Regions from separate parts of the Homo sapiens genome. Here regions 1, 2 and 4 are each linked to region 3. Evidence: chromatin contacts called from ENCODE Hi-C or POLR2A ChIA-PET data. All regions are on one chromosome and are shown on one strand. Each heading gives the region's core, a stretch centred on a gene start or an enhancer-like site at or near the end of the contact. The rest is flanking DNA. Distances are from core to core; before and after follow the strand shown. Region 1 holds the start of TNFSF14 (TNF superfamily member 14). Region 2 has its middle 27 kb from the start of TNFSF14. Region 3 holds the start of CLPP (caseinolytic mitochondrial matrix peptidase proteolytic subunit). Region 4 overlaps RFX2 (regulatory factor X2).

Evidence for each region. Hi-C counts contacts between places; a loop is a spot of excess contacts on that map. ChIA-PET counts read pairs that join two places held with the same protein, here RNA polymerase II (POLR2A). Pooled maps may share reads with other maps.
Region 1: a loop to region 3 is called in a pooled map, with 5 times the contacts of the local background. The contact joins the promoter of TNFSF14 here to the promoter of CLPP in region 3. A Hi-C loop is called at or near these places in 1 of 37 single-sample maps with no recorded cell type and 8 of 50 pooled maps. POLR2A ChIA-PET finds 5 or more read pairs at or near these places in 1 of 52 experiments (RWPE1).
Region 2: a pooled map shows a loop between it and region 3 (3-fold over the local background). The contact joins the enhancer-like site here to the promoter of CLPP in region 3. A Hi-C loop is called at or near these places in 5 of 50 pooled maps. POLR2A ChIA-PET finds 5 or more read pairs at or near these places in 2 of 52 experiments (GM10248 and activated CD8-positive, alpha-beta memory T cell).
Region 4: a pooled map shows a loop between it and region 3 (2.3-fold over the local background). The contact joins the enhancer-like site here to the promoter of CLPP in region 3. A Hi-C loop is called at or near these places in 1 of 168 maps with a recorded cell type or tissue (heart left ventricle) and 12 of 50 pooled maps. POLR2A ChIA-PET finds 5 or more read pairs at or near these places in 2 of 52 experiments (GM12878 and activated CD4-positive, alpha-beta T cell).

The regions. Positions count from the first base shown.
Region 1 is chr19:6,667,803-6,674,107 of GRCh38, forward strand. It overlaps TNFSF14 (TNF superfamily member 14), which reads right to left and starts at 2,358. Exons shown (of 4, transcript NM_001376887.1): 1 at 2,049-2,358. The coding sequence starts at 2,267. RefSeq lists enhancers at 878-967, 1,028-1,217, 2,118-2,207, 2,588-2,817 and a silencer at 3,388-3,487.
Region 2 is chr19:6,640,458-6,646,740 of GRCh38, forward strand. No RefSeq gene overlaps it. Among named protein-coding and RNA genes, the nearest start is that of TNFSF14, 27 kb to the right of the region's middle. Within about 2 kb of position 1,479, at least 4 of the 41 ENCODE cell types and tissues checked have a DNase peak (open chromatin) inside an H3K27ac peak, as active enhancers do.
Region 3 is chr19:6,356,422-6,362,854 of GRCh38, forward strand. It overlaps CLPP (caseinolytic mitochondrial matrix peptidase proteolytic subunit), which reads left to right and starts at 5,110. Exons shown (of 6, transcript NM_006012.4): 1 at 5,110-5,351; 2 at 5,448-5,519; 3 at 6,025-6,121. The coding sequence starts at 5,154. It also overlaps a transcript of ACER1 not described here. RefSeq lists a silencer at 5,357-5,586 and an enhancer at 5,785-6,433.
Region 4 is chr19:6,064,821-6,070,801 of GRCh38, forward strand. The region is part of intron 1 of RFX2 (regulatory factor X2); the gene reads right to left. All of the region lies in intron 1 of RFX2-AS1 (RFX2 antisense RNA 1), which reads left to right. Among named protein-coding and RNA genes, the nearest start is that of RFX2-AS1, 5.2 kb to the left of the region's middle. RefSeq lists enhancers at 1,062-1,563, 1,078-1,372. Within about 2 kb of position 2,016, at least 30 of the 41 ENCODE cell types and tissues checked have a DNase peak (open chromatin) inside an H3K27ac peak, as active enhancers do; they include heart left ventricle, where a contact is called at or near this core.

The DNA.
Region 1 (6,305 bases), core at 1,108-3,607, 310 kb after region 3:
GGCCGAGGTGGGCAGATTACCTGAGGTCAGGAGTTCGAGACCAGCCTGGCCAACACAGTAAAACCCTGTATCTACTAAAACTACAAAAATTAGCTGGGCCTGGTGGTGGGTGCCTGTAATCCCAGCTGCTCTGGAGGCTGAGGCAGGAGGATCGCTTGAACCTGGGAGGTTGCAGTGGGCCCAGATTGTGCCACTGCACTCTAGCCTAGGTGACAGAGTGAGATTCTATCTCAAAAAATAAATAAATAAATAAAAGGGTTTAATAAATAAATAACATTGCCCAGAGCAGTGGCTTACACCTGTAATCCCAGCACTTTGGGAGGCCAAAGTGGGAGGACAGCTTGAGGCCAGGAGTTTAAGACCAGCCTGGGCAACACAACAAGACCTCATCTCTACAAAAAATTTTTAAGATTAGCCAGGCATGGTGGTGCATGCCTGTAGTCCCAGCTACTCATGAAGCTGGGACAGGAGGCTTGCTTGAGCCCAGGAGTTCAAGGCTGCAGTGAGCTATGATCGTGCCACTCCACTCTAGCCTGGGAAGCAGAGTGAGACACAGTCTCTAAGATAAATAAATATGTAATTAATTAAATAAATAAGTAATATTTAAAAATACAGGGACAAGGCCAGGCGTGGTGGCTCACACCTGTAATCCCAGCACTTTGGGAGGCTGAGGCAGGTGGATCACTTGAGGTCAGGAGTTCGAGACAAGTCTGGCCAACATGGTGAAACCCCGTCTGTACTAAAAATACACAAATTAGCCAGGCACGGTGGCGGATGCCTGTGATCCCAGCTACTGCTCAGGAGGCTGAGACAAGGGAATCACTTGAACCTGGGAGGTGGGGTTGTAGTGAGCCAAGACTGCACCACTACACTACAGCCTGGGCTATGGGAGAGAAACCTTGTCTCAAAAAAAAAAAAATGCAGACAGCGAGATGGCTGGACACATGGACACCACCCTTGGGATATAGCACCTGCCACAGGGCACAGACCTCAACATCATCATGACGCTGAGAAGACACATGTGGGCTCAGATGCGTGGACATGTGGTTTGTGGTTTATGGATCCATGTGCGTCTACAGACACAGAGACCCAGAGACAAAGACAGACAACGTGAATACACCGGCTGCAGCTAGGCGGGTGTGTGGACATGTGGGTACACGCACATACGTCCACATGGGTATATGGACACGAATGTGTGGCCACCGGATCCAGACCCAGGACACAAAAGGGGCCAAGCCCACAGGGGTATGGTGTTGGGCACACATAGACCCCCAGGTGAGGCACACAGACAGGCGGACACATCCACAGCCAGCTGGAAGCAGACCGAGAAATTTCCACAGATGGAAATGGTCAGAGAATTAATGACAATCGCAGTAACAGTAATAAGAGTACCAGAGAAGGCCAGGCGCAGTGGCTCACACCTGTAATCCCAGCACTTTGGGAGGCTGAGGCGGGTGGATCTCCTGAGGTCGGGAGTTTGAGACCAGCCTGACAAACATAGAGAAGCCCCATCTCTACTAAAAATACAAAATTGGCCAGGCGTGGTGGCGCATGCCTGTAATCCCAGCTACTCGGGAGGCTGAGGCAGGAGAATCACTTGAACCCGGGAGGCAGAGGTTGCGGTGAGCAGAGATCATGCCATTGCACTCCAGCCTGGGCAACGAGAGTGAAACTCCGTCTCAAAAATAAAAAAGTACAGAGAAAATGCATGCGTGTGTGCACAGGGGTGTGCATGGCAGTGTTGGGGTGTCAGTTCCGACGGGTGGAGCTGGCATCGTCTGGTACTACACATGCCATAGCATACTTCGTCCCCTATGAAGAGACTGCCCTTATTTTGTAGATGAAGACACTGAGGTTCAGAGAGGTGAATTCACTTGCCCAAGGCTGGGAGCAGCAACCAGTCAAGCCAGCTGCTCTCAGCCTGTGCCCTGTCCTACACACACACACACACACACACACACACACACACACAGACACACAGTGACCCACAATGACACAGGGGAGCCCCCCTCACCTCCACCTGCTCTCAGCCCCCCGGTCCCACTCACAGGCAGGCGGGTGACCATCTCTCCTAGACGCCAGTGCAGCTGCAGGAGGAACCAGCCTTGGACGGCCAGCCCGGCCCCCATCAGCAACAGCAAGAGACCCAGACCCACCCGGGCCACACTGCACGACTGTCTCCGGTGGCTTCGTCCCAGCCTCGTGAATGGGATGTCGGTCTGTCCATCCACCACAAACACTGAGGGCCGTACGACACTCTCCTCCATGCCCAAGGTGTCTGGAGCAGGGCTGACACGCCTGGGTCCTTCAACCTCAGAGGAAACCGAAATTGCTCAACACTCCTGGGCTGTGCACGCTGCGGACAGGCACCCGTGGGCCGCCTTTAGAGCTGGGGTTCAGCCCCACCCCTTCCCCCACTCACCCTCCTCTTCTTCCGGTACCCGCCGCCCCCGGTCTTGGCCCTGTCTCACTCTCACTCATACAGACTCTCACACTTTCCAGAGGCTTCTGAAAATGTGACTCAGGTGGCAAGTGCAGTGGGGAGCCCCCAGCTTTCCCTTCTTGGATGCTTCATTCGCTTGGGGCCACCAAATATCGACTGAGGACTTTCTGCCCATGCCAGGCTCTGCTCTCGGTGTGGGGGATGCAGCAATGAACAACAGCAAGAAGGGTCCCTGCTCCTCTTCTGGTGGAGCCAGAGAGACAAGAAACCTCGTAAACAAGAAAATAATACGTTGTGGGTTTTTTTGTTCGTTTATTTGTTTTGTTTTTGAGATGGAGTCTCGCTCTGTTGCCCAGGCTGGAGTGCAGTGGCGCGATCTCAGCTTACTACAACCTCCACCTCCTGGGTTCAAGCAATTCTCCTGCCTCAGCCTCCCAAGTAGCGGGGATTACAGGCGCGTGCCACCACGCCTGGCTGCTTTTTGTATTTTTAGTAGAGATGGGTTTTCACCATGTCGGTCAGGCTGGTCTCGAACTCCTGACCTCAAGCGATCCACCCACCTCAGCCTCCCAAAGTGCTGGGATTACAAACGTGAGCCGCACCATGCCCGGCCTTCTGTTGTGTTTTGATGTGACAAGTGCAGTGAAAAACACAAGAGTGGAATAAAGGAGTGGATGTGTGCTCTGTGTGTGTGCTTGTCTGCATGCATATATGTGTGCAGTGTGTGCATGTGAATGTGTGTATTCAGTTGTGTGCATGCAAGTGTGTATCATGTACACATGTGCAGGCGCATGCCTGTGTATCATACATGTGCTGGCATGTAAATGTGCGTGCATATGTGGGCAGGTGCATGCATATGTGTATGGTCATCTGTGTGCATGTGCATGTGGTCCATGTACATGCATGCATGTGCACGTGTGTGTATGTGTGAACATGCATCACATGTGCAAGTGGGTGTGCATATATGTGCTGTGTGCAGGTGTGTGCATGTGTGTGTGCCTGTGCATTGGTGCGTGTATGTGTGTGTGCGCACTTGCACGGGTGTGTTCATGTGTGTGGGGAGGTCCATGTATGAGTGTGCATGCATTCAAGCGTGGATTTTTTTTTTTTTCGAGACGGAGTCTCGCTCTGTCGCCCAGGCTGGAGTGCAGTGGTGCGATCTCGGCTCACTGCAAGCTCCGCCTCCCAGGTTCACGCCATTCTCCTGCCTCAGCCTCCTGAGTAGCTGGGACTACAGGCGCCCACCACCGCACCCAGCTAATTTTTTGTATTTTTAGTAGAGACGGGGTTTCACCGTGTTAGCCAGGATGGTCTCAATCTCCTGACCTCGTGATCCGCCTGCCTTGGCCTCCCAAAGTGCTGGGATTACAGGCATAAGCCACCGCACCCAGCCTTTTTCTTTCTTTTTTTTTTTGAGGCAGAGTCTCACTTTGTCACCCAGGCTGGAGTGCAGTGGTGCCATTTTGGCTCACTGCAACCTCTGCCTCCCGGATTCAAGCAATTTTCCTGCCTCAGCCTCCTGAGTAGCTGGGATTACAGGCGCCCACCACCATGCATAGCTAATTTTTGTATTATATGTTGGCCATTATATATGTTGTAACATATATGTTGTCTATATGTTGGCCAGGCTGGTCTCGAACTCCTGACCTCAGGTGATCTGCCCACCTCAGCCTCCCAAAATGCTAGAATTACAGGCGTGAGCCACTGCACTTGGCTTCTGTCTTGTTTCATAAGTATCTTTGTAATATCCTTGATTTTACCTCTTGGCCCTGAAAGCCAAAAACACTTATGTGGCCCTTTATAGATACAGTTTGCTGCCAGCTTGCCCCTGAGCTTAGGCTAAGACACGAAGTGCCCTTCACTGGGGCCTCTGTGGTTGGACCCTCGTGCTTTTGCTCACTCTGCCCCAGACAGATATCCTGGGTCTTTGCACTTCCTCTTCCTGCTGCTGGGAACCATCTTCCCTAGATCTCCAAAGCAGGCTCCCCCTGCTCATCTGCGTCTTGACTCAAGAAACTTCTCACAGGAGCCCTCCCTGAATTGGTCAGGTGTCTCCCGAGAGACAGAACCAATAGAAGATACACAGAGAGATAGAGATGGGATCTATAGGCTGGGTGCGGTGGCTCACGCCTGTAATCCCAGCACTTTGGGAGGCTGAGGCATGTGGATCACCTGAGGTCGCGAGTTCGAGGCCAGCCTGGCCAATATGGGGAAACCCTGTCTCTATCAAAAATACAAAAATAAAAAATAAAAAATTAGCTAGGTGTGGTGGCACACTTCTGTAATCCCAGCTACTTGGGAGGCTGAGGCTCAAGAATCACTTGAACCCGGGAGGCACAAGTTGCAATGAACTGAGATTGTGCCACTGCACTCCAGGCTGGGCAATGGCATGAGACTGTCTCAAAAAAAAAAAAAAAAAAAGAGATCTGTAGAGACAGACAAAGATACAGAGTCAGAGAAGAGACAGACATGGAAAACTAGAGAGACAGGGACACAGAGATACAAAGACAGACGGAGAGAGAGAGAGAGAGAGATGTATAGAGTCAGAGAGAGTGTGTAACACATTTATTTTAAGAAATTAGCTCACACAATCATGGGAGTTGGCAAGTCTGAAGTCCACAGGACAAGCCAGTTAGGCTGGAGGCTCAGGTAAGAGGTGACACTACCGTCTTAAAGCCTAAAGCCTGGAAACTCAGGCAGAATTACTAAGTTGCAACCTTGAGGCAGAATTCCTTCTTCAGGAAACTTCGGTGTTTACTCCTCAGACCTTCAACTGATCAGGTGCGGCCCACTCACATTACCTAGGCTCATCTCCTGTCCTGAAAGTCAACTGTGGTTGTTGACATGATCTGAAAATTACCTTTCTAGCCAGGTGCAGTGGCTCACACCTGTAATCCCAGCACTTAGGGGGGCAGAGGCGGGAGGATTGCTTGAGCCCATGAGTTTGAGACCTGCCTGGGCAATATAGTGAGACCCCGTTCTCAACAAAGAGGAAAAAAAGAAAAAAGACAAAAAAGTAAAGAAATATAAAATACTTTTCTTTCTTTCTTTCTTTCTTTTTTGAGACAGAGTTTTGCTGTTGTTGGCCAAGCTAGAATGCAATGGTGCGATCTTGGCTCATTGCAACCTCAGCCTCCCAGGTTCAAGCGATTCTCCTGCCTCACCCTCCCGAGTAGCTGGGATTACAGGCATGCGCCACCAGGCCTGGCTAATTTTGTATTTTTAGTAGAGATGGGGTTTCTCCATGTTGGTCAGGCTGGTCTCGAACTCCTGACCTCAAGTAATCCACCCACCTCAGCCTCCCAAAGTGCTGGGATTACAGGCGTGAGCCACTGTGCCCGGCTAAAATACCTTTCTAGCAACATTTAGACTAGTGTTTTACCAAATGACTTCATATAGCCTAGCTTTGTTATCACATAAGTTAGCCCTCATGCCACTCAATCTAAGTGATCTTCTTAACCGCTGGACCCACTGCATGGGTGAACTTTTCTTTTTGGACATCCTCACCATCCAAAATCCATTCCACACTGTCTTCTTTTTGGGGGAGCCGGTGTGGGGGATGGAGTCTCGCTTTGTTGTCCAGGCTGTAGTGCAGTGGCCCGATCTCAGCTCACTGCAACCCTCCGCCTCCCAGGTTCATGCGATTCTCCTGCCTCAGCCTCCCGAATAGCTGGGATTAGAGGTGCCCGCCACCACGCCTGGCTACTTTTTTGTATTTTTAGTAGAGATGAGGTTTCTCCATGTTGGCCAGGCTGGTCTCAAACTCCTGACCTCAAATGATCTGCCCACCTCGGCCTCCCAAAGTGCTGGGCTTACAGGCGTGAGCCACCACGCCTGGCCCCATGCTGTTTTCATGAGTCCT
Region 2 (6,283 bases), core at 229-2,728, 280 kb after region 3:
AAAACAAATGAATCTGGGCCGGGCGCCATGGCTCACTCCTGTAATCCCAGCACTTTGGGAGGCTCAGTTGGGCGAATCACCTGAGGCCAGGAGTTGGAGACCAGCTTGGCCAACATAGTGAAACCCCATCTCTACTAAAAATACAAAACTTAGCTGGACGTGATGGGGGGCACCTGTAACCCCAGCTACTCGGGTGGCTGAGACAGGAGAATCGCTTGAACCCAGGAGGCAGAGGTTGCAGTGAGCCGAGATCGTGACACTGCACTCCAGCCAAAAACAAACAAACAAACAAACAAACAAACACACACACACACACAAACCCCAAATGAATCTGAGTGGCTTAAGGGGCGGGCTATAGCGGATGCTGTGGTGTGCTACCCAATCCCCACCGTTCTCCTATTGCTATTGTAACAAATTACCACACACTTAATGGCTTAAAACAACACAGATTGGTTGGGTACAGTGGCTCACATTTGCAGTCCCAGCACTTTGGGAGGCCGAGGTGGGAGTGTAGTGAGAAGCCAGGAGTTTGAGACCATCCTGGGCAGCATAGTGATACCCCATGTCTACAAAAAAAAAAAAAAATTAGCCAGGCATGGTGGTGCATGCCTGTAGCCCCAGCATTTTGAGAAGCCAAGGTGGGAGGATCGCTTGAGCCAGGAGTTCAAGACCGGCCAGGGCAACATAGCGTGACTCTGACTCTACAAAAAATTAAAAAGTTAGTCGGGTGCCATGGCATGGGCCTGTATTCCCAGCAACTTGGGAGGCTGAGGCAGGAGGATCATTTGAGCCCAAGAGTTTGAGGCTGCAGTGAGCTATGATCGCACCACTGCACTCCAGCCTGGCTGACAGCTGGTCTCTTAACAAAAACAACAACACAAGTCTATTATCTTAAAGTTCTGGAGCCCAGACTCCAAAATCAGTTTCACCAGGCTTCTCCCTGTGATTTTTCAATCCAGGGTTAAATGCACTCCAGGCTGCTGGAGTGCAGTCATATGATCGTAGCTCACTGCAGCCTTGAACCCCTGGGCTCAAGCAATCCTTCTGCCTCAGACTCTCAAAGTGCTGGGATTACAGGCATGAGCCACCACGCCCTGCCCTCCCTGTGTCTTTATAAGATGGTCCCTTTTTCTGTATCCCTGTCCTAATCTCCTTTTCTTATACAGACCCTAATCTTATTGAATTGGAGCTCATCTTAAGGGCCTCATTTTAAGTTAATTACCTTTTCGAAGATTCAATCTTCAAATACAGTCAAATTCTGAGGTGGTGGGGGCGAGGACTTCAGTGTGTAAATTTCGGGGGAACATAGTGAGGCCCGTACCATGGAGGAAAGTTCCTACACCCTGCTTTTTAGGTAGAGATCTAGAAACATGGAAAGTTCCCCAGAGGAGTTTTAGAGGAACCTAAAGATAGAGAAGGCTTGGACTCTGCTCACCACAACAGAGACCAGAGAAGCGGCAGGTCTCCAAAAAAGGAAGTGACTTAATAGTGGCTTTGGGCATCTGAAGCCACAGAAAGCCTCAAAAAGTTTCCTGTGCCTCAACTCAGCTGAAAATCGGCCTCACGAGCAAGGTATAGGAGTAGTAGAGAAAGTGCTGCCTTTCTTTCTTTCTTTTTTTTTTTTGAGACAGAGTCCCACTCTGTCACCCAGGCTGGAGTGCAGTGGTGCGATCTCTGCTCACTGCAAGCTCCGCCTCTTGGGTTCAAGCGATTCTCCTGCCTCAGCCTCCCCAGTAGCTGGGACTACAGGTGTGCACAACCACGCCCAGCTAATTTTTGTATTTTTAGTAGAGGCGGGGGTTTCACCGTGTTAGCCAGGATGGTCTTGAACTCTTGATCTTGTGATCCACCCACCTCGGCCTCTCAAAGTGATGGGATTACAGGCGTGAGCCACCACGCTCAGCCAAGGCGCTGCCTTTCTAAGGAACAAGGACAAGAAAGAAGGTCTCATAGGCCAGGAGCAGACGGATGGTGGGGACCTTATGGACATGCATTTTGAGAATTAGTCTTTTCTTCACCCTTAATGCCTCCGCAATTCCAAAGCTCCCTGGAACTTTGACAGTCTTGGGAAAGCAGGATGTAGGGAGAGATGGTTTCCGAGGGACTGTTGGCAGGTTCTCAGCATTCTGGTACAAAGGGGTCTTGAAATATAAATAACGTTACGTTAATGAAAAAATAAAGTTAACTTTGCACTCCTTGTGGATTGAGATTTAATTTTTTTTTTTTTTTTTTTTTGAGACAGGGTCTCGCTTTGTCACCCAGGCTGGAGTGCAGTGGCATGATCTCGGCTCACTGCAACCTCCACTTCCCAGGCTCACTGGATCCTCCCGCCTCAGCTCCCTTAGTAGCCGGGACCACGGGCATGTGGCACCACGCCCAGCTAATTTTTGTAGAGATGGGATTTTGGCACGTTGGCCAGGCTGGTCTCGAACTCCTGATCTCAGGTGATCCACCTGCCTCGACCTCCCAAAGGCTGGGATTACAGGCGTGAGCCTCCATGCCCCGCCTGGATTGAGATTTATATAAACTGCTTTTGTGCCTTAGTTTGAGTTCCCATAAAAGCAGACCCTGGGAAAAAGATGTGGGGGCAAGAGGTTTATTAGCTAGCTATTGCTGTGTAAGAAATGAAATTATCAAGAACCTGGCAGCTTAAAACAACACATCTTTATCTTTTTTTTTTTTTTTTTTTTTTTTTTTGAGACAGAGTCTCGCTCTGTCGCCCAGGCTGGAGTGCAGTGGTGCAATCTTGGCTCACTGCAAGCTTCGCCTCCCGAGTTCACGCCATTCTCCTGCCTCAGCCTCCCGAGTACCTGGGACTACAGGCACCCGCCACCGCACCCGGCTAATTTTTTGTATTTTTAGTAGAGATGGGGTTTCACCATGTTAGTCAGGATGGTCTCGATCTCCTGACCTTGTGATCCGCCCGCCTCGGCCTCCCAAAATGCTGGGATTACAGGCATGAGCCACTGCGCCTGGCCCACATCTTTATCATTATCTCAGTGTCCTCAGTCAGAAGTCCAGGTACAGATTCACGTCTGTAATCCCAGCACTTTGGGAGGCTGAGGCAGGCGAGTCACCTGAGGTCGGGAGTTTGAGACCAGCCTGGCCAACATGGTGAAACCCTGCCTCTACTAAAAATACAAAAATTAGTTGGGCGTGGTGGCAGGTGCCTGTAATCCCAGGTACTGGGAGGCTGAGGCGGGAGAATGGCTTGAACCTGGGAGGTGGAGGTTGCAGTCAGCCAAGATCGCGCCATTGCACTCCAGCCTGGACGACAAGAGTGAAACTCCGTCTAAAAAAAAAAAAAAGTTCAGGTAGACGGACAGTTTAATTGAGCATTGTGCTGTGGGTCTCAAGACTACAGTTCATATGTCGACTGCACTACATTCTTTCCCGGAGTTTGCAGTCCTTTTCCAAGCTCAGCTGGTTGTTGGCAGAATTCGGTTCCTTGTGGTGGTAAGATTGAGGCCCTCGGCTTTTAGAGGCTTCTTGCCGTTCTGTGCCATATGACCCTTTCCATAGGCAGTTCACAGCTGGCAATGTGCTTCTTCAAGGCCATCAGGGAACCTCTCATTCCAGTCTGATAGTCCTATATAATGTAACCTAATCAAGGGAGTGATAGCCCATCACCTTTGCCATCTTTTAAATTTTTATTTTTATTTTTTTAAATTGAGACAGCATCTCGTTCTGTTGCCCAGACTAGAGTGCAGTGGTGTGATCATAGCTCACTGCAGCCTCAAACTTCTGGACTCAAGCAGTCCTTCCACCTCAGCCTCCTGAGTAGCTGGGACTACAGGCATGTGCTACCACGCCTGGCTAATTTTTAAAATTTTTTGTAGGCCGGGTGCAGTGGCTCACACCTATTATCCTAGCACTTTGGGAGGCCGAGGCAGACGGATCACCTGAGGTTAGGAGTTTGAGACCAGCCTGGCCAACATGGCAAAACCCCATCTCTACTAAAACTATAAAAATTAGCTGGGCGTGGTGGCACATGCCTGTAATCCCAGCTACTCAGGAGGTCCAAGCAGGAGAATTGTTTAAGCCTGGGAGGTGGAAGTTTCAGTGAGCCGAAATCACGCCACTGCACTCCAGCCTGGGCAACAGAGTGAGAGTCTGTCTCAAATAAAATAAAATAAAATAAAATAAAATAAAATAAAATAAAATAAAATAAAATAAATTTTTTTGTAGAGCCAAGGTCTTGCTATGTTGCCCAGGCCAGTCTTGAACTCCTGAACTCAAGCGATCCTCCTGCTTCAGCTTCCTGAGTAGCTGGGACTACAGGCGTGTGCCACCACACCTGGCTAAGTTTTTAAATTTTTTGCAGAGCCAGGGTCTTGCCATGTTGCCCAGGCTGGTCTTGAACTCCTGAACTCAAGTGATCCTTCTGCCTCAGCTTCCTGAGTAGCTGGGATTACAGGCATGCGCCACCATGCCTAGCTAACTTAAAAAAAAATTTTTGTAGAGATGCGATCTCACTATGTTGCTCAGGCTGGTTTCCAATTCCTGGGCTCAAGCAGTCCTCCCGCGTTGGCCTCCCAAAGTGCTAGGATTACCGGTGCAAGCCACCACACACCTGGCCATCTTTGTCATCTTCTATTGGTTAGAAGCAAGTCAGGTTCTGCTGGAACTCAAGGAGAGGGGATTATACAAAGGCTTGGATGCCAGGAGGTAGGAATTTTTGGGAAATCACCCCAGGGTCTGTACACCACAAAGGCATCCCCAGGAAATGTGAGAAGAGGTATGGGTAGGAACTAATACAGGGTGTATTAGTGCACAGGTGTCTGCTATGGGCTATCCCATTGGGGACTTTGGGGTGACTGTGTAGACTATGCCTTGGAGTTGTCCCACCCTGGGGACAGGGAAGCCGGGTATTTATCCACTAAATCCCATCCATCATTGGTTAAATGCTGCTCCTTGTGGTGTTAATGATGGAAACTCTCTATTGCCTATAACTGACACCACAATTCTTTACACTGGCATTTACAATTTCCCCTTGCCCTGCCTCATTTTCCTCTGTGACCCCTGCCATGGTCACCCTCCACTGCAGCCTTAGACTAGCGATGGCCCTGAATTTCCTCCCTGTTCACTGAGATCTTCCTGATCCTCATCCAGCCTTCCATGGCCTCAGACCACTGAGCTCTCTCCCGTTGCAGAAATCCTGCAGAACATTTTTCCTGGACCCCTTACTGGGTGTAGGGGACCCCAGAATAACTCATGTCCAGGCTCCTTTTTTTGAGGATCCTCTGGGATGGGTGGAGGAGTCACAGCTGGACAAGATGCTTTTAGTTCTATGTGGTCAGGGCTGGAAGAATGGAGCCCCAGGGATGGAGCCCAGGAATGGAGGAGATGGGATGTGGGTGAGATTCAGAAAAAGCTTTATGGAGGAAGGCTGAGCTTATCTTTTTGTCTCCTTACCCCAAAACCTCCCTCCCAACTTTGATGCTGGAGCCTGCTGTTCCTTCTCTGATCAGAATCCTCTCTCTTCATGTCTCACCCCTGTCCTAACAGGGGTGCTATGAATCCACTCTTCTGGCCCCCACCATTAGATCACTGATGTGATCTAACCACATCAGTCTCCTGCTGAAAGACCTCCAATGTTTGAGATATATATATATATATATATATGAAACTTAATGGTTCCATTTCTCTGGAGAATCCTGACTAATACAGATTTTGGTACCAAGAGTTGTTCTAAACTGGGTGTGATGGCTCATGCTGGAAATCTCAGCATTCTGGGAGGCTGAGGCAGGAGGATCGCTTGAGGCCAGGAGTTCAAACCAGCCTAGGCAACACAGTGAGACCTCATCTCCAAAAAAATTTTTTTAATTAGCCAGGTGTGGCTGGGTGCGGTGGCTCATGTCTGTAATCACAGCACTTTGGGAGGCCGAGGTGGGCGGATGAAGAGGTCAAGAGATCGAGACCATCCTGGCCAACATCATGAAACCCCATCTCTACTAAAAATACAAAAATTAGCTGGGCATGGTGGCACGTGCCTGTAGTCCCAGCTACTCGGGAGGCTGAGAAGGGAGAATCACTTGAACCTAGGAGGTGGAGGTTGCAGTGAGCCGAGATAATGCCACTGCACTCCAACCTGGCAACAGAGCAAGACTCCATCTCACAAAAAAAAAAAAAAAAAAAAAAAAAAAAAAAATTAGCCAGGTGTGGAAGCGTGTACCTGTAGTTCTAGCTGTTTGGAAGGCTGAGATGGGAGAATCCCTTAAGCCAAAGAGTTTGAGGCTGCAGTGAGCGATGATTATGCCATTGCAATCCAGCCTGGGTCACA
Region 3 (6,433 bases), core at 3,860-6,359:
GACCCTGCCAAATCCCCCTCTGCGAGAAACACCCAAGAATGATCAATAAAAAAATAAATAAAATAAATAAATAAATAAATAGACTGGACACCCTACTACCCATACCCAGTTTAAGATACAGATTACAACCAACACCGTTAAAGCCCTTTTGCATGCCCTTCTCCATCCCAGCCCCCTCCTAAATTTTGTTTATAATGATCTCGCTTTTCTTCATAATTTTACCTCCAAAATATGCATCTGTAAACAATATGCTGTTTTTGCAAGCTTTTGAACATTATATAAAATAAATCATACTGCATGTAAAAAAAAAAAAAAACTTTAAAAACATTAGCAGGTCCTGTTGGCGTGTGCCTGTGGTCCCAGCTACTTGGTAGACTGAGGTTGGGAGGATTCACCTGAGTCCAGAAGTATGAGGCTGCAGTGAGCTATGCACCAGAGCCAAACAAGATAGCAGAATGTTCTGCAGACAATAGAAAAAGAAACAAATGAATTAATGCAATTGTTTATGATGAAAGTCACACCAAGATGAAAATTAAACAAGGCAAATGTTCTAGAGTGCCTGGGATATTAGCAAAGGTGTTCAGGGAAGGCTTCTCTCAGGGATGACATCTGAGCTGAGACTTTTTTTTTTTTTTTTTTTTGAGATGGAGTCTCGCTCTGTCGCCCAGGCTGGAGTGCAATGGTGTAATCTTGGCTCACTGCAACTTCTGCCTCCCGGGTTCAAGCGATTCTCCTGCCTCAGTCTCTCCCAAGTAGCTGGGACTACAGGCGCAGGCCACCATGCCTGGCTAATTTTTGTATTTTTAGTTGAGACGGGGTTTCACCACGTTGGTCAGGCTGGTCTTGAACTCCTGACCTCAGGTGAGCCGCCCGCCTCCGCCTCCCAAAGTACTGGGATTACGGCCGTGAGCCACTCTGCCTGGCTTGACTCCAAGCAGAGTAAAGCAGAGGCTTTGTGGCTGGATTGAGCTTGATGTGTTTGGGGTGTGAAAAGCAGACCAGGGTAGGGAAGGAGATAAGGGGGGTCAGCAGGGGGGACGGGGAACCGCAGTTCAATTTAGGTTTCTCAGCCAAGCGCGGTGGTTCACACCTGTAATCTGAGGACTTTGGGAGGCTGACGCACATGGATCATTTGAGGTCAGGAGTTCGAGACCAGCCTGGCCAACATGGTGAAACCCCATCTCTACTAAAAATACAAAACTTATCTGGGCGTGATGGTGGGTGCCAGCTACTCAGGAGGTCGAGGCCCGAGAATCGCTTGAACCGGAGAGGCAGAGGCTTCAGTGAGCCGAGATCGCTTCACTGCACTCCAGCCTGGATGACAGAGTGAGACCCCGTCTCAAAAAAAAAAAAAAATTAGCTTTTTTGGGGATCTCTTAGAGTGAAGAATAGTGAAGAAGAGACAGTAGGTCACAGTGACGTGGGTGATACTGGAGCACCTGTTAGGGAGCTATTAACAATGAAGAAGGTGAAAAGCAGTTGCAATGGGGAGAAGTGAAGCTGATTAAACAAAGGGAGACAGGGAACACATCTAAGAGGACCCCGCCATCCCACGTCAGAGGCAGGGCAGGCAGGGGGTGCAGGGCAGCGTCCGGAGGAGTGAAGGAGTGGAGGAGTGGAGGAGTGGCTGCAGGGATGGTGGCAGCTGTTGTCCTGGCCCTTCTCCCCAGGGCGGGGGCAGGAGCTGCAGCCCTGGGGCAACCGGCCGGGCAGGGCCACCCACCTGACTCACAGCAGAAACTGGGACAGCAGCTGCCCTCCTACCTCCTCAATCCCAGCTGGAAATAAAAGTAAGATTCCAGACCTCTGGCCAACACCCTCTGAGCCCAAATGCCGGCTTTCCACCGTGAGGCCCTGCCTGCCAGCGCTGGCTGCCATGTGGGCTTTCTGCTTTGCGGACCTGCAAGGTATTCTCCTAACTCTGTCACCTTCAACTCCCTCCCTCTGTCTTACTCCTGATTCTACAAAACTGGGAGTGTCTGTGTCCCCTTCTATCTCCCCATCGGACTGCAGTCCCCTCGAGGTTACAGAGGGCACAAAATTATTCTTATCTAGGGTACCCAGCATCAAGTTTAAGAGTCCAGTGTCCCAGCTACTTGGGAGGCCGAGGCAGGAGAATGGCGTGAACCTGGGAGGCGGAGCTTGCAGTGAGCCGAGACCGCACCACTGCACTCCAGCCTGGGCGACAGAGCGAGACTCCATCTCAAAAAAAAAAAAAAAAGAGTCCAGTGGCCGGGCGCAGTGGCTCACGCCTGTAATCCCAGCACTTTGGGAGGCTGAGGCGGGTGGATCACCTGAGGTCGCGAGTTCGAGACTAGCCTGACCAACATGGAGAAACCCCGTCTCTACTTAAAATACAAAATTAGCTGGGCGTGGTGGTGGGCGCCTGTAATCCCAGCTACTCGGGAGGCTAAGGCAGAAGAATTGCTTGAACCTGGGAGGCGGAGGTTGTGGTGAGCCGAGATTGTGCCATTGCACTCCAGCCTGGGCAACAAGAGCAAAACTCTGTCTCAAAAAAAAAAAAAAAAAGAGTCCAGCTGGGCATGATGGTTCATGTCTCAGCAGTTTGGAAGGCTGAGGCAGGAGGATCACTTAAGTCCAGGAGTTCAAGACCAGCCTGGGCAACATAGGGAGACCCTGTCTCTACAAAAAATTTTAAAATTAGCCAGATGTGGTGACATGCACCTCTAGTCCTAGCTACTTGGGAGGCTGAGGTGAGAGGATAGCTTGAGCCCAGAGGTTCAAGGCTGCAGTGAGCTCTGATCACACCACTGTGCTCCAGCCTGGGTGACAGAGCGAGACACTGACTCAAAACAAAAAAAGAGTCTACCGCTTACTGCTTGGTAAACTTCTTATACATCAAAATCCACTTCAGGAGTCTCTCTGAATCTGCTGTGATTTTTTTTTTTTTTTTGAGATAGAGTTTTGCTCTTGTTGCCCAGGCTGGAGTACAGTGGTGTGATCTCGGCTCTCTGCAACCTCTGCCTCCTGGGTTCAAGTGATTCTCCTGACTCAGCCTCCCAAGTAGCTGGGATTACAGGCATTCACCACCATGCCGAGATAATTTTGTATTTTTAATAGAGACGGAGTTTCACTGTGTTGGTCAGGCTGGTCTCAAACCCCTGTCCTTAGGTGATCCACATGTCTTGGGCTCCCAAAGTGCTGGGATTGCAGGCATGAGCCACCACAACACCTCGCCTGAATCTGCTGTGATTCGAAGGACTGCCCCGGGAAAAAAAAGAAAAAAACACTTCAAGTAGACTCCCATGTGGGAGGACCTGAAGACTTCTCAGACTTCCATGGTCCCTGATCTAACACAGCAATAAATCATTCAAACTGAGCACTTTTTACACATTTTTGGACCCTTTCTGAGGACTTTCTGCACAAACCTAGGAGGTAGGTTATCATTATCCCCACTCTGCAGATGCCTCCAAAGCCCTCTACCTACCTCCTTTATCACCTCTTCATCTCTTGGTTCAATGTGTATTTAATGAGCACCTACTGTGTGTCAGGCACTATTCTAGACTTTGGGGATGAAGCAGTGGGCACCTCTTAGATAGTGACATTGAACTGAATGATGAAAAAGAATCTGGCTTGAGAAGGTGTGGCAAAAAAGAGAAGTCCCAACATTACCAGCAATCTTCCTACTTCCACCATTTTGCCCATTCTTTTTCCTCTGCTGGAAATGCCTTTCCCCAGCTAACAAACTCCTACTTATCCTGCAAAGCCCAATTCCAATACCTGCTTCTCCTAGGAATGCTTTCCGGTCTGATCTCCAGGAAGAATCCACAACACCCTTCTCTGGGCTCCCACAATCTACTCCACAGGTGGCCAAAAAATGAATGAGGAGGTCTCAGTAGAAGTCGGCCACACCAGGCTGGAAGCTCTTCAAGGCCAAGACCCAGGCTAAGTCCTCTCTGGGACCCCTCTTCCAAGATGAGCTGTGGGAACACTGCAGCTTTTTTTTTTTTTTTTGAGACGGTGTCTGGCTCTGTCGCCCAGGCTGGAGTGCAGAGGCGCCATCTCAGCTCACTGCAAGCTCCACCTCCCAGGTTCACACCATTTTCCTGCCTCAGTCTCCTGAGTAGCTGGGACTACAGGTGCCCGTCACCTCGCCCGGCTAATTTTTTGTATTTTTAGTAGAGACGCGGTTTCACCGTGTTAGCCAGGATGGTTTCGATCTCCTGACCTCGTGATCCGCCCACCTCAGCCTCCCAAAGTGCTAAGATTACAGGCGTGAGCCACTGTGCCCGGCCCTGCAGCTATTTTTAAAATAAGGAATAAGTGGGGTGTGGTGGCTCATGCCTGTAGTCCCAGCACTTTGGGAGGCAAAGGTGGGAGGATCACTTGAGGCCAGGAGTTTGAGACCAGCCTGGGCGACATAGTAAGACCCCATCTCTAATACATATATATATATATTTGCCAGATGTGGTAGCACACAACTGTAGTCCCAGCTACTCTGGAGAGCAAGGTGGGAGGGAGGGTTGCTTGGGCCCAGAAATTTGAGGCCACATTGAGCTAGGATGGCGCCACTGCACTCCAGCCTGGGCCACAGAGTGAGATTCTGTCTCAAAAAAATAAAAATAAATAAAGCAGAAACAGTAGAAAACGAAGACGAGGCCGGGCGCGGTGGCTCACGCCTGTAATCCCAGTACTTTGGGAGGCCGAGGTGGGAAGATCACGAGGTCAGGAGTTCAAGACCAGCCTGGCCAAGGTGAAACCCATCTCTACTAAAAATAACAAAATTAACCGGGTGCAGTGGTGTGCATCTGTAATCCCAGCTACTGGGGCAGCTGAGCCAGGAGAATGGCTTGAACCCAGAAGGCAGAGGTTGCAGTGACCCAACATCGTGCCACCGCACTCCAGCCTGGGTGACAGAGCAAGACTCCGTCTCAAAAAAAAAAAAAAAAGAAGACGAATTGGTCGGTAAGGGGACTCGAACTGGAGACTCTAAAACTTCTCCAGCCCTGCCCACTCAATTTACTTCATTGGCTCCTCCCTTTCAGGCTCCGTCCCTATCCCCGCCTCACCCTTAATGGCGCCCGCCCAGACTCCTGGAAGTGAGCGGCCTAGCGAGCGAGCTCCCAGGCGCAAAGCACGCCGGAAGCTGTAGTTCCGCCATCGGACGGAAGCCGACCGGGGCGTGCGGAGGGATGTGGCCCGGAATATTGGTAGGGGGGGCCCGGGTGGCGTCATGCAGGTACCCCGCGCTGGGGCCTCGCCTCGCCGCTCACTTTCCAGCGCAGCGGCCGCCGCAGCGGACACTCCAGAACGGCCTGGCCCTGCAGCGGTGCCTGCACGCGACGGCGACCCGGGCTCTCCCGCTCATTCCCATCGTGGTGGAGCAGACGGTACGGCGGCCGGGCGGGGACACGGTTCGGGGGCTCCGGGCTGGGTGGGGATCGGCTGGCTGCCCCGGCCCCTCACCTCCATCTTTCTACCCCCAGGGTCGCGGCGAGCGCGCCTATGACATCTACTCGCGGCTGCTGCGGGAGCGCATCGTGTGCGTCATGGGCCCGGTGAGCGCCCCGCGCCGGGACCCTCCCCAGGACTCTCCCAAGCGCCTGCCGACACTCCCTGCGCCCCTCCTTCCCTGGCCCCAGACTTTCCCTCAGGCTCCGCTCCCCTTCTAACCCCCTTCCCTCCCCTTCTGACTCCCCTCCTGGCTCCCGGTCCCCCAACCCGCTCCTCACCCCTTCTCTGCTCCTCGGCTCTTAATCTCCGACTTCCTTCCTGACACCTGGCACCGCTCCCCTCATTCCTACGCTCAAGACTCTCCCCAGCCATTCTCACCCCTTCCTTTCCTGTGTCCCTAGCCCCCTGACTCCCCCCTTCCTGTGCTCCAAACCCCCTGGGTCCTCTCCACTACTCTCTCCCCATCCCCTTCTGGGGCCTAAATTCTTCCCCATCCCTTTTACTTTGGGCTCTGGTCCCCCTTCCTGGTTCCCTGACCCATCCCCAGCCTCCCTTAAAACTCTCTCCCCACCCCGAATCTGGGGACACCCCTGCCCTCTCCACCTGCAGATCGATGACAGCGTTGCCAGCCTTGTTATCGCACAGCTCCTCTTCCTGCAATCCGAGAGCAACAAGAAGCCCATCCACATGTACATCAACAGCCCTGGTGAGCAGGGTCTTTCCTGGGTGCCAGGGGCACTCGTCAGGGCACACGGGTGACTCAGGGGACCAGAATCCCGGGTCAGGGATGTTCTCTCTCTGGGAAAGGGTGCAGAGCGTCAGAGTTCCAGAAGTGGCTTTAAACCACCAAAAGGTGCCTGTTGCTGGCTTTTGAGCCTCGGTTCACAAGTCAGGATGTGGCCTCTTTGATCCTGCACATACTGTTCTGCCAACCTGACCCGGCTGACATTTAAAAATTGGTAGATTTTAGGCCGGGCACAGTGGCTCACACCGGTAATCCCAACACTTTGGGAGGCTG
Region 4 (5,981 bases), core at 766-3,265, 290 kb before region 3:
TCCAGTCGTGATTTGATTCTGGAATTTAAGAAGCGGAGAAAGAGCCTAGTTCAAATTCAAGAATTTCCATCTAAAACCACAGCATGGAGAGGCCCCTTTAAAAACCACCTAACCCAGCTCTTTCATCAAACAGATGAAGAAACTTACCTAAAGATGTTAAGTGGTTTGCCCAAATTGCAAAGCCTGATATATGGGAAAATACTTCCATGGGAAATAAGAAAATGATAAATTTAAAAAAAATTTTAAATGAGGCTCTAATTCCTGAAAAATGACTTACTTAAACTGGGGACTGGGCAGAAAATAATATTGTAGAAGGTAGAACAGCATTTCTTTGGGAGGATTTATCTTTTTAAGTATATAGTGGTCTTCTACCACTATCCTACAACAGGTTGCAGGACAAATAATGTATTTTAATCTTTGGGGGAGTCTTTGTGTAAGTCAGACCTTATTCATTTTCATTCCAACAACACTCGCAGCCATTGGATCCTAATTATCACATCTAATAAGGCTGATGGCTAATCAGCTTGCCTTTTTAAGAAAAAAAGGCCGGGCACGGTGGCTTATGCCTGTAATCCCAGCACTTTGGGAGGCCGAGGCAGGTGGATCATGAGGTCAGAAGATCGAGACCATCCTGGCTAACACGGTGAAACCCCGTCTCTACTACAAATACAAAAAAATTAGCCGGGTGCGGTGGCGGGCGCCTGTAGTCCCAGCTACTCGGGAGGCTGAGGCGGAAGAATGGCGTGAACCCGGGAGGCGGAGCTTCCTGGGCGACAGAACGAGACTCTGTCTCCAAAAAAAACACAAATGACATTCCATTATAAGTTTCTGCTGCAAAAGAAAGTTGGGAAATTTGTTTAGATACTTTAAATAGTCCTAAGATTAGCTGAAATGCCGGTAACAAACGTGCAATGAACATTTTCTTGGGGGCATTCAGCAACAAAGTGAATCGTCCTTAAAAAAAATCCATACAACTAAAGCGAGTCTCACCACGGGAACCACAGGAGCTGTTTTAGTGAGGGGCTGGAGTGTCTGTTACAGGCGGCACTTTTGCGGCTGTTGCTGCATTAGTCAGATTGCACTCGAGATGAATGAGGAAGAATAAAGTCTTCACCAAAAACCTGTCTTGGCTAACAGTTCTGAATTTATAGCCCTGGCAGTGGGGGCGGGGGCTGGGGGCGGGGCTGGGAGGAGGGGAAGAAATGTGTCACCCGCTCTGAATGAAGTTCAGGGGTGGTGTTTACCTAAGCAACAAACCCTTGTCAACAATCGCTATCTCTGGCTTGCCAGCGGAGGAGGTGGGGGAGTGAGGCTGTTTTGATCAAAATCCAACCTGTGGCTGCAAAGTGCCCATCAACAGGGCACTTTGTTAGTGGGAACGTGCGACCTCTCTTAATAAACATAACATACACATCCCACTGAGGGCCACGGGTGGACCCAACTTCTTAACAGGAACATTGAGCACATGAAACCAGAAGGTGCTGGGTCCAATTTCCACCCTCAGCCAACCCTATCTGTGAATGTCTCTACATGTGAGCCAGCCAGGGCTCAACTCTTTGCTCTTCTGAAATTCTTAGGCAGCAGAAATGAAGGCATCGTGCTGAAAAGCGCTCCAGAAATTGCGGATTTATCAGTGATGTACGGTAGTAGGTTGGACAAGTAATGATTTTCTGAACACCAGGAATTAGATCAAAAAAGAAATTCCACTTAAGACTAAAATAAGTCTCCAGTTGAGAGCAGTCTAGGACATATTCGAATGGCCAGAAGTTTGTTTCAATGGGGCCTCTGCGTTTGTGCAGCCTGGGAGTCAACATTACAATATTGGTTCTTTCAAGCAGATCCCGAGTGGATCCATGTCTGCCTGTTGTGGCAAATCAAACTCAAATTTAATCAGAGAAAAATATATGCAGATGTTCAATTAAAACCTGGAGTCCGCAGTCTTGGCACTGTTTGCCCGGCCCTCATTGTTTGCTAAGTAACAACGGTTGCCAGGGGCAACGCAGTCCACTCCCGTTTCCAAGAGCCTGTTGCTGGGCAACCGGGAGAATACTTCCCAAACCAAACAATGTCATCCCGGAGCAACCCCCTCTATCTCACATTAACCAGATCTAAAAAAAACCCTCTCAAATATGTAATCTATTATTTTCAGAAGCCCTAAGAGAAAGGCAAATAATCTCTTCTCTATAGTAACTGAGGGGAAAACAGTTTACCATATTTGTTCTGAAATAACAAAACCCAAGGAGGAACAACTCTCTCTGAGGTAAGAGGGCATCACAGGAGGGATTTCAATCCTTCCTAGTACTGGGAGGAGAAAGTGCCCTTTTCTCCAAGAGGAAAGAATCTATTTATCATCAAACAAACAATGTGGGAGAGTTCATAGCTGCACAAGTGTTTTCTGGGCGAAGTAAAATGAATCATGGATTAAGCTATTTGGAAAAAAGTGTGAAAACAGAGGAGTTGATACCAAATTAAAACGACTTTTGGAAATATCATGTACGTATGGAACAAGTGCAAAGGGAACCACTGACTCAGCGTCAGAAATGCCTTGTGGGGCTTTGCCGGGAGGGACTTACAGTATATCTTTGACATCACTGCGCCGGCTCTTCCCTCCCTACCCGGAGAGAGGAAGACTTTTCTAAGAGGAAGCCAGGCCACATCAGATGCCCCCAGATGGCAGGACACACAAGGGACACATATCTCCGGAAAGAGGAGGCACATGGTTGGGCAATCTCGACCCATGAAGGGGGAAAAGAAAAGGGCTAAACTGAAGCTAGTGCAGCTTTTGTTCTGCCTGGAGCAGTTCAGGCTGAGCATGGCTTCTCTGAGGCTTTGGGACCAGGAGAGGGTGAAGTGGCACCACCACCTTTCAAGGGGAACACAGAGCTCTAAGCAGTGCTCTTGTTTTTGGTGGGCCCAGCCAAGGATCTTAAAACATTTTGATAGAATGAGCAACATGTAGCTGCAGCCTCGATGGGTCAACATTTTGGATGATAAAAGCACACAATGCTGATAGATTTGTGCATGACCAAGCATACCTTTCAAGGAGCTCTCAGCGGAGGTTTGCCCTTTGAGACAGACACAGTCAGTGCACAGAAACTGTTTTTTTAAGATATCATCCAGGAGTCATTCCTAGAATAGGAATGGAATAGACATGCCTCCCTGAGAAGAAAGGAAGACAGATTCTATACTGTTAGAATTTGAATCTGTGTTGCAGGGAGATGAGGAATTTGAAGCCAGACTCTTGGGCTGTTAATGTATGGCTAAGTGGTGATGTGGTGACAACCTTGAATGCTAGTCCTGGAGGTCAAATCACCAGCAGCTGGTGCCATGGGAGGCTTTGCTTAGGGGACACGGCTGGGTTCTGCCTGGATGCTGCATCCCAAGGGAGGCATTGAGGTGCGGCTGTGAGGACTCCAAACCCCATGTCCAGAAGGATGAGTAACAGAGATCCTGTGTCATTCATTGATTTCAATAAAATATTTATTGGATCCATAGCATGGGCCTGGCATTGACCAGTCATCAAAACACAATTCCCTGCCCTCATGGAGTTTCTATTCTAGACCATGCGGGAGGATAGGAGCATATGGACAGTAAACAAGGTAAGTGAGAAAAATATGTCGTACGTCAGATGACACCCTATATCATATGGTGACAAGTACCAGGGGGAAAAGGAAGCAGACAGAAGGAGTGCTGGGATAGGAAGGGGTTGCAATTTTTAAAGCGTTGTCAAATGCTTCCCTGGGTGGGCTCATTAAAGAGATGAGGAAGGTGTGGGACGGAGCTGTCCAGATATCCTGGGGAAGAGCGTTCCTAATGGAGGGAAAAGCCAGTACAAAGGCCCCGAGGTGGGACAATGCCTGGCTTGAAACTGGAGCTGAGTGAACCAGAAGGCAAGGAGAAAGGCCCACACAGGCCATTGTAGGGGCTCTGGCTTTTGCTTGGGGTAAATGGAAGCCATCACAAGGTTTGAGCCCAGGAATGGCCTGGTTTGACTTGCATTTTAACCAGGCCCCTCTGGCTGCTGGGTTGAGAATAGGGGAAGAAGGAAAAGGGTGGGAGCAGAGAGAGCAATCTGGAGGCTAATGTGATAATCTGGGCAAGGGAGGGGGGCCTGGCTGTGAGCCATGGAGGGGCAAAGCCGTCAGACTCTGGATAAACATAGGAGGTAGAGTCAGCCAGATCTGCTGACGGGTCAAGGGTACCTCCAAGGTTTTTGGCAACTAAAAGGATGAGGTCAGGAAAATTACCCAAGAAAAAGGCCTGGAGAGCACTTGGGAGTTGAGTTCTGAAGGTGTAAAGTGTGAGAGGCTCCTAGACACCCAGGTTGAGATGCTGAGAAAGCAGGCAGATTACATAAGTCTCAGGCTGAGGGGTGAGCTGGAGCCATCAGTGTATAGAGAATGCAGGCTGGAGCCATCAGTGTATAGAATATATGAACTAGAGCCATCAATGTATAGATAACATAGCTGGAACCATCAGTGTGTAGGGGACATGACCTAGAGCCACCAGTGTCTAGAGGATGTGGGCTGAAGCCATCAGTGTATAGAGAACATGGGATGGGGCCATCAGTGTATAGATGACATGGCTGGAGCCATCAGTGTATAGAGAACATGAGCTAGAGCCACCAGTGTATACAGGATGTAGGCTGGAGTCATCAGTGTATAAATGACCTAGTTAAAACCATAAGACTATCTGGGCTCACCAAGGAAGAGCAGAGAGAAGAGGCCTAGGGCTGAGTTCTGGGGCTGTCTACCATTTAGAGATCCCAAAGAAGCAGGAGCCTGAAAAGAGGCCAAAGAAGTATAAGCAAGTGGTGTCCTGAGAACCAAGTGACTCTGGGGCTGAGTGGTGATCACTGGAATCAGCAAAGTGGAGGTCACCAGTGATTGTGACAGAGGAGCTCCAGGGGAAAAGTGTGTGCAAAAGCCACAGAGGTTGGAGCAGGTTCAAGAGAGCCCCAAGTGGAGCAGAACTGGAGACAGGAGGACCAGATGGCTCTTTTGAGGAATTTTTGCTAGAAAGATAGGAAGAGGAATGGGGAGGCAGCTGGAAGAGGAAACTGAGAGCGGGTTTCTGAAAATGAAAGAAATAATAGCAGGTAGGACCTACCAGGAGGGAACTGGGATAGGAGAAAGAAGGGAGACTTGCAAGTGGATGTTCTTTCATGGATGGGATGGGATGGGATGTGGATGGGATGGGATGGGATGTGGATAGGATGGGATGGGATGGGATGGGATGGGATGGGATGGGATGTGGATGGGATGGGATGGGATGTGGATGGGATGGGATGGGATGGGATGGGATGGGATGTGGATGGGATGGGATGGGATGTGGATGGGATGGGATGTGAATGGGATGGGATGGGATGGGATGGGATGTGGATGGGATGGGATGGGATGGGATGGGATGGGATGGGATGGGATGTGGATGGGATGGAATGGGATGTCCTGCAGAACACAGGTGGGCTTGGCCAGGGCTAGGTGCATGGATATGCATCCACCAGTACAGGAGAGAAGACAGAGTGTCCACCCTGGAAGGTGACACCAAGTCATAGTCCTTCTGGAGGGGGGTCCTGGTCCCCAGTCCCATTCTTCATCCATGGAATCCCTGTGTTTACTCCTCGCCAGCCTCAATAGCTGGCTGCTGGGGGCCTCCACTCTCAGCAGGGTGGACGGGCTTGAAGCCACACGATAGGGCCTGGGTATAAAGTATGATGACCTAGGTCCACAGACCTCACATCAGAGCCTCCAGCAGACCCTGGGTTCATAGTCACATATGGGCTCCATGTGACCAATACTTGCCCCCACCCCATGGTCCCACCTCAATGCCTGACAGAAGCCCCACTCCTCAGGTTTATGCACATGATTTGCCTTTTTCACTGCTTTCTTTTTCTTTTCTAGACACAGGGTCTTGCTCTGTCACCCAGGCTGGAGTACAGTGGTTGGATCATAGCTCACTGCAGCCTCAAACTCCTGGGCCCT